Linked DNA regions of Homo sapiens: region 1 is linked to region 2. A link is an interaction called in ENCODE POLR2A ChIA-PET data of the cell type or tissue named here. Cell type or tissue: GM12878. All regions are shown on one strand. Region 1 overlaps DYNC1H1 (dynein cytoplasmic 1 heavy chain 1). Region 2 overlaps PPP2R5C (protein phosphatase 2 regulatory subunit B'gamma).

The links. ChIA-PET counts read pairs that join two places held together with the same protein. Peaks named below come from ENCODE experiments on the same cell type or tissue, not always from the same donor. Only the 100,000 strongest peaks of a DNase experiment are listed, where the experiment ranks them.
Region 1: POLR2A ChIA-PET joins it to region 2 with 5 read pairs; 2 of 35 experiments call an interaction of 5 or more read pairs at or near these places.

Annotation. Positions count from the first base shown.
Region 1 is chr14:101,994,762-101,998,761 of GRCh38, reverse strand. It overlaps DYNC1H1 (dynein cytoplasmic 1 heavy chain 1), which reads right to left. Exons shown (of 78, transcript NM_001376.5): 13 at 3,913-4,000; 14 at 3,666-3,776; 15 at 3,462-3,581; 16 at 1,488-1,727. Among named protein-coding and RNA genes, the nearest start is that of DYNC1H1, 32 kb to the right of the region's middle. In GM12878, no CTCF peak of the experiment used is centred here; no DNase peak of the experiment used is centred here.
Region 2 is chr14:101,822,841-101,826,840 of GRCh38, reverse strand. The region is part of intron 3 of PPP2R5C (protein phosphatase 2 regulatory subunit B'gamma); the gene reads right to left. Among named protein-coding and RNA genes, the nearest start is that of PPP2R5C, 63 kb to the right of the region's middle. RefSeq lists enhancers at 1,595-1,644, 1,705-1,854. In GM12878, no CTCF peak of the experiment used is centred here; DNase peaks (open chromatin) are centred at 960, 1,750 and 2,960; H3K4me3 peaks cover 3,858 bases; H3K27ac peaks cover 4,000 bases.

The DNA.
Region 1 (4,000 bases), 170 kb before region 2:
ACTCATAACCTAGCAGTAACAGCAGCACTGGCAAAAGCAGAGACCATCAAATCAAAATTAAGCACACAGTAGAACCTGCAGGGGCCCAGCAGCACGGAAACGGTTACAGGCAGGATGGGACAATTAACCAGCAGATCTTTGTGGAAGGCTAAATCTGTCATTGTCATTAGGCCTACTGTGGGAAACTTACATCCCCAAATGAGAAAAACAGATTAATATTCAAAATATGTTCACATCTTTTCCATTTGTCTTTTCTATGCTTATATTCCCTAAATAAATAAAAATTTGAAAATTAAAAAGAAAACAAACCAATCGCCTGGGACCCACCATAACCCAATTGGATCAGCATTTATAAAGGGGAGAGGGGTCCAGGCGTTTGTATTATCAGATCAGCGTTTATAGAGGGGAGAGGGGTCCAGGCGTTTGTATTATCGGATCAGCTCTTATAGAGGGGAGAGGGGTCCAGGCGTTTGTGTTATCGGATCAGCGTTTATAGAGGGGAGAGGGGTCCAGGCGTTTGTATTATCGGATCAGCGCCTATAGAGGGGAGAGGGGTCCAGGCGTTTGTGTTATCGGATCAGCGTTTATAGAGGGGAGAGGGGTCCAGGCATTTGTATTTATATGCTCTCCAGATAATTTCATGCACTCTTAGAAAATAACAAATAAAAATAACAAAGGGAGCAAAAAATAAAATAAATAAAATTTTGAATTCCACTTCCAGTAACCACACACACTGTTATCTACATCACCTCTGCTATCAGCATGAGTTGCCAGCCCCCTTCCACACCACCCTCCCAGGCACAGCAGTAGCCACTGAGCCAGCGCCCTCTCATCTGCTTCTGTCGCAGCAGCACCACCACCTGCCTTTCCTGTCTCTTCTTGCTCATTTTTTTTCTCTCTCCCACGGAGCGTGATTCCATGAAGGTAGGAGGCTCTTGTCCTTTTCACTCACTGCTATATCTCAATGACCTAGAACAAGGCCTGGAACACAGTCGGTGCTCAATAAATACTTCAATGCATGAAGAAAAGTGGATGTGGCAGTTTCTGGGTGGTGGAAGGTTTAAATGGCTACAATGACGAAGACAACAGAACCTGCCTCCCCACAATCCACTGGCAGCACTGGCAAAAACAGAGACCATCCAACCAAAATTAAATTAACTAGCAGCAGCAGTGGAAAGCTTGGCCTTTGTCTACAGGAAATTAAACTCTAATTTCTGCGCATATCTACGTAAGAGAATGATCTAAGAACAGAAAAACTTTAATCCTTAAAACCAGCTACTGAATGCCATTCTGAGTAAAAAGAGGTCTAAGCTGGGCTTCATATTTTCACATTTGCTATCTCCATCTGCTTTTTTAACTACAAAAAGGAAAAGAGTCTTCAATACTAGAAAGCTCAGTCACAGCAAGGCCTTTTAGGCTTGAAAGAAAGTCACCAAATCACACTGCTGGGTGAGGAGTCTCCTGCGTCCCCACCTGGCGGGACTCACCGTGACAGGCTTGGTCTTCTCCCAGTCAGTCAGCAGGTCGGTGGTGCGGCTTTCCACGGCCCGATCCTCCTGGACAATCTTCATTTGCAGGTTTGCCACCTGCTGCTGAATGGCAGAGTCCTTTCGCCGCATGATGTCATTGAAGGCTCCCCACTCTCCCTCGATGTTGTCAATATAAAGCCAGGAAGGTGGGAACTGGAACCTTTGCTTTTCCAGTAAGCGCTGGCCATTGCGGTAGAGCTTTGAGAGTTAAAAAATAAATCAAGTTTTTTCTTCTATAACAATGATAGAAATTATTAATTAGAGCCCCATGAAAGAGAAGGCACTTTATAGTTATAAAACACGTAAGACTGGCCAGACACAGTGGTTCTTGCCTGTAATCCCAGCACTTTGGGAGGCTGAGGCAGGTGGATTACTTGAGTCCAGGAGTTTAAGACCAGCCTGGGCAACATGGCAGGACTTCATCTCTACTTAAAAAGAAAAAAATTAGCCAGGCATGGTGGCATGTATCTGTAGTCCCAGCTACTCAAGAGACTGAGGTGGGAGGATTGTTTGAGCCCGGGAGATTGAGGCTGCAGTGAGCTAGGATCCTGCCACTGCACTCCAGCCTGGGTGACAGGTGAGATGCTGCCTCAAACAAAACAAAACACAGAAGATCAACACATGTGCTCTTCTCCTAAAACCATCCATCCTAAGACATCGTGGCCAGAGGGCAACATCCTCTGAGAGCCCACCGCAGCTGGTCTGGGTGTTGCACTGCACTGCATCCGGATGGCCCCGGACAGGATACAAAGCAAGGTGGAGCTGGGCTTCACCCTTTATTCCAAGTTATTAAAAGGATACTTGGCCGGGCATGGTGGCTCATGCCTGTAATCCCAGCACTTTGGGAGGTCAAGGCGGGCAGATCACTTGAGGCCAGGAGTTCGAGACCACCCTGGCCAACAAGGAGAAACCCCGTCTCTGCTAAAAATACAAAAATTAGCCGGGCATGGTGGTGGGCGCCTGTAATTCCAGCTACTCGGGAGGCTGAGGCAGGAGAATCGCTTGAACCTAGGAGGCAGAGGCTGCAGTGAGCCGAGATCACACCACTGTACCCCAACCTGGGTGACAGAGCGAGACTCCATCTCAAAAAAAAAAAAGAAAAGAAAAGAAAAGAAAAACCTAGATGCCCAGTATCTGCACTGAGTTTTTCATTATTTATTTAGTTTTTTGAGATAGAGTCTTGCTCTGTCACCCAGGCTGGAGTGCAGTGGCACAATCTCAGCTCACTGCAACCTCCGCCTCCCAGCTTCAAGCGATTCTCCTGCCTCAGCCTCCCGAGTAGCTGGGACTACAGGCACATGCCACCACACTCAGGTAATTTTTTGTATATTTTTTGTAGAGATGGGGTTTCACTATGTTGGCCAGGCTGGTCTCAAACTCCTGACTTCAGGTGATCTGCCCACCTTGGCCTCCCAAAGTTCTGGGATTACAGGCATGAGCCACCGTGCCTGGCCTACACTAAGTTTTAACAAGCACATCAGGCTGTTGTAACAGAGATGATCTGTGGGCCATACTAAGAAAAGAGTGCCTTAAGGGTTGAGTCAGGTCATTCTCTTAGAATGCAAAATACTATAGAAGCCAAATTAAACTAGAGATCTAGTGTAATTTTTTTTTTTTTTTTTGAGACGGAGTCTCACTCTGTTGCCCAGGCTGGAATGCAGTGGCACAATTTCGGCTCACTGCAAGCTCTGCCTCCCGGGTTCATGCCATTCTCCTGCCTCAGCCTCCTGAGTAGCTGGGACCACAGGTACCCGCCACCACACCCGGCTAATTTTTTGTATTTTTAGTAGAGACAGCATTTCACCGTGTTAGCCAGGATGGTCTCGATCTCCTGACCTCGTGATCCGCCCGCCTCGGCCTCCCAAAGTGCTGGGATTACAGGCGTGAGCCACCACGCCCAGCCAAAAATTTTTAAATATGCACAGAGCTCACCTCAACTTGCTTCTCAAACTGCTTGATCTTCCGTTTCAAAGACTGCACATAGGTGATGAAGGTCACTGCATCGGAGGTGCTGGCCGTGTCTACTGAGTGCTGCTCCAACTCTTGGCGGGACTGTTCAGAGAGAGGGGAGTATTTCATCACAGAGCTGGGGTTCACCAGTAGACCGGTTACAGAGGCAGAATCCTATGTCCTCACCTTTGAGATCTGGGAATGGAATTCCGTCATGTTTGATCCTAGCATCTGCCCAAATTTGCTAAGAACCTCCTTATGCCAAGAGTCATATTTCAAGTTCACCTTAGATTGTACCTGAGGGTGAAATAGCACACAACACATCATCAGCTCTTTCCTGCTGGCGTGTTTATCCTTCAAATGAATATCAGTCTAACAGAAATGTTGCTTTTACACTACCCGTGACACCTTTCAACCAGACAGCAGGGCTCACCTTGCCATAATCTATAACTACTGGTCCAAACTCTTTCTTGGTTTCTGCATTGTCAAAGGTTCCTCTGGCCTTCCTTATTTGGACCAGG
Region 2 (4,000 bases):
TAAGTGCCCAGATGCCCACAGGTTCTCTGCTCACAGTCAGAGCAGCTACTGGGCAGATTCCAGGGAGCACTGTCCTAGTCCTAGTCTAACTGATTCTAACCCAGGAAAGGCTACAGAATTAGAAGAAAGAGACAAGGAACATTGCTAAGCTGATCCTAAAATTCATATGGAAACACACATATCATTACATCATTGAATAAAATGGACCCAATATACCAAAAGGGACCCAAAATACCAAAACAATTTTGAAAAAAAGAACAAAGTAGGAGAGTTCACACTTCCTGATTTTAAAGCTTACAACAGAGCTACAGTAATCAAGACAGTGTGGTACAGACATAAGGACAGACATACAGACCAATGGAATAGAGAATCCAGAAATAAACCCTTTTATGGTCCATTGACTTTCAACAAGTGTGCCAAATCCATTCAATGAGGGAAATAATTGTTTTTTCAACAAATGGTTCTGGGAAAACTGGATATTCACATGCAAATAAAGGAAGTTGGACCCTTACCTCACACCCTATATAAAAACTAACATGAAATGGAACAAAGACCAAATGTAAGAGAATTCATATTAAAAAACTCTTAGAAGAATGTGTAAGAGTAAGTCTGGATTCAACAATGGTTTCATAGCTATGACACCATAAGCATAGGAGACAGAAAACAAATCAAGATAAACTGGTCTTCCTCTAAATTAAAAACGTGTGCTGCAAATGATACCATCAAGACAGTGAAAAAGACAACCCACAGTATGAGAAAAATATCTGCAAAACATATATATGATAAAGGCTTGGTTCTCGGAGTACATAAAGACTTTGCTGTGACAGCTGTGATAGCCACATCTGACCATGCCCTCTGGGCCACCTCCTATTCTCACCGATCCTTGGTCAGTTCCCTCTTCATTCTTCATGCTTGTCACTTATTGTTCCCCCTCAATTCTCTAGAGGCCTCCTCTCTTGGACCACCAGAAAAACCAAAGCCATGAGGTCCTACCTTCCCCAACTTCCTTCTTAAATTTCCCTTACTGCCCCAGAAGTTTCTGATAATCCCCTCTGCTGAAGATGACACTGAACATTTTGGTTTTCAGCAGATCTGGTTTTGACAGCTTTACCATTCACCTACAAAAACTGAACAGGCTAACTACACAGTGAGAATATCTGAAATACAACAAAACTGGTTCATTCAACTAAATGAAATGCCAACATGAAAGTTCAGTGAAACCTGAATGATGGAATTGGAGTGACACCCTGGCTAGGAGGTGGAGTGGTGACTGACCTGCACAGTTCCGCCTGCATGCTGTGTTCTGTTGCCCTCATCGATGAGCGTGTGCACCCCAAATAGGCTGGGCAAAAGCTGGGAGCGTGCACTCTACGATAAGGACTAGGAAAGCTACCTTTTGGCCAAGTCTCAAATCTTAAACCCATGATCTTGGCCTTTCAAAACTGTTCTAGCCAGTTAAGTGGCTAAAATCATAGCAGTAACTTCTAAGACACAGAAAGATAGCAATGCCCGGATTCCATTATCAGTATATGTCTCCCACTTTTAATGCTATGCCTTCTTTACATTTTTTTAATAAGTAATAAATTCATCAACACACACACACACACACACACACACACACACACACACGCTGAAAACCCTCTTATCCTATCCCTCTGCCAAAAGTATCACTTTCAGTTTCTTCTGTATCTCTTGAGTTTCATCCTGGAACCAAAACAAATTTATTCTTAGCCCAACTTCCCCTTGTGTAGTGACGAAGATGGCGTGAGAAGCCACTGCTGCGTCTTGCCTTCCACTTAACTGCTCTCGGCTGCTCTCCTTTCATCAGTCATAAAGGGATGCTACTTACACCCTTTTGACATACACCCTTTTCCAGGAATTTTCTCACCACAGTGCAACAACCACCCCCAACACATACCCCAACAGGCTGAATCATCCCATCTTCCCAACTGCATCCCAGGACCACCAATTAGTTCATTAAACTTCAGCTAACACACTGCTTCTCCTGGGAGGCCTTGCTGGGCCCCACAGGGCCTGCTCCCTCCTCCTGAAGCCAGCGCAGACACGCACCCACAGCACCTATAACACGACCAGTTCTTAGCACTAAGCACAGAGCCAACCACCAAGTGGGTGATTTCTAAATATTAGTGAGTGAGTGAAATACAGCTTTAGGTGGACATAGGGCAGAAAGTCAAAACTAAATTTGTTCTCTTCTGTGTTAGGTATCATGTTGTCCTTCCATTTGAAATGAACTCAGAAATTTTTTTCGTCTTAATTTTAACCTTGTTTGGCCCAACAAAGGACACAGGGTTACCAACACTTAACTTAGCAACAGCACATATGCTGAATCAAAAGCAAAGAATGAGGAAGGAAATCTTTGCAGAGCTTTATTAAAATCAGGAACATGCGTGCATAGGTTTTTTTTTCACTACATTGTAAACATCACTTCAATTGTACACATCAAGAAATATTTCTTGATGCTTTCCTACTGTTTCCCCGTAGACAAATGTCTACACTAAAACAGAGCCAGTTTTCAGATGAATACCTCTCTCTCCTACCCCGCAAGAACTTCATGCTATATCATTACGAATAAAAAGAATATATCTAATTTTGTACTAAATCCTAAGAATTACTCATTAAGAATCTTTACCAATAGTAAGTTTACGTTTACCACGAAAATACTCTTGCCAGCTATGTCTAAAATGCAGCTTGAACATGAATCTCTCGGGATGTGCGAGCTCCGAAAATCAAGTGGAAAGTCAGTCCTGGAGTCTGTTCCTTCAACAGGAGCTCTGGGGCTGTGCCACGGAACAAGTGGGCACTGTGCCTAGTGAGACAATGTAAGGCTCAGATAAGTTAATTTCATCCATAACCACAAACCCTAAAAGTACAACCTTACCTTCGTGACCCAGAATCTGCATCTCTTGTTTTTCTAGATGACACCATAAGATCAACTAACCTGGTTTCAGCTGCACTGCACTCTACACCACTGTAAAAAGCTGAGAGCAGAAAGTACCGTGTAGATAGATCCCTGTGATAAAGAAACCTGCAAGAGCAGGCTCAGTGCATGCTCAGAGAGGGGTGAGCCCAGAACCGTGAGTCAGAAAACCCAAGTGCTGGTCCGGTATCTGGTCTCTGTCACCAGCTCCTTCTTGGACCTCAGACAAGTTGGAGAACCTCTCTGCTTCAGTTTCCACCGCTGTCAAAGTAGGACTAATCATACTTGTTTACTCTCTCACAGGAAAGAGGGCGACGGTTAATGAACCCTTTTGCGAGGAGCTTTGAAGATGAAAAAGGTTCCAGGGTGCTAATGACAAACAATAACAGCCTCTCTATTCTCATTTGGGTATCTATCATGCTGTGGGGGAGAGGGTACCGAATTACTCCGAGTAAACTGGTCTTCTAGGATTCTTGTTCTTAGGGCTAAACTATTTTGAAAAACCCTAGAAGAGATGAATGATGGTAATGCTTGGAATACCGGATAATACAAAATAAATCAAACATTGGCGGCTGATGCTTTAATTTCACTGCTCTGAACTGCTCGGCCCGGGTTCTGCAGCACTGCTTGCTGGCATAAATATTTACATCGGCAGCGTGTCTTAGTTACTATGGATGCCATAGCTAAGGCTATTAGCTTGGCTGATAGGTCCCCATTTCCTGCCAAAGAACTCTTTACCAAACATGCTTCTTAAACTTTGCTTTATTTTTAATAAACATTTAAATGTCAAGTAGTGTTCAAAATCGTTTTAGGGGTTCCAAGTTTAGTTTACATTTCACTTAAAGGCTCTCCTCCTTTTTACAAATAAAGGGTGAAAAGGCTCAAATAAGCAAATGTCTCAGCCCGTATGTTACACTATACAAGGCTATAAGACTGAACTGGTTTTTGTAAGTTGATGTTTGGTTTTACATAAACACATGGGTGCATATACACACACGGCCCACCAAAAGATATTTTTCCAATCTATGTAGGCAGTATAATTTATGTTCATTTAATTGGATA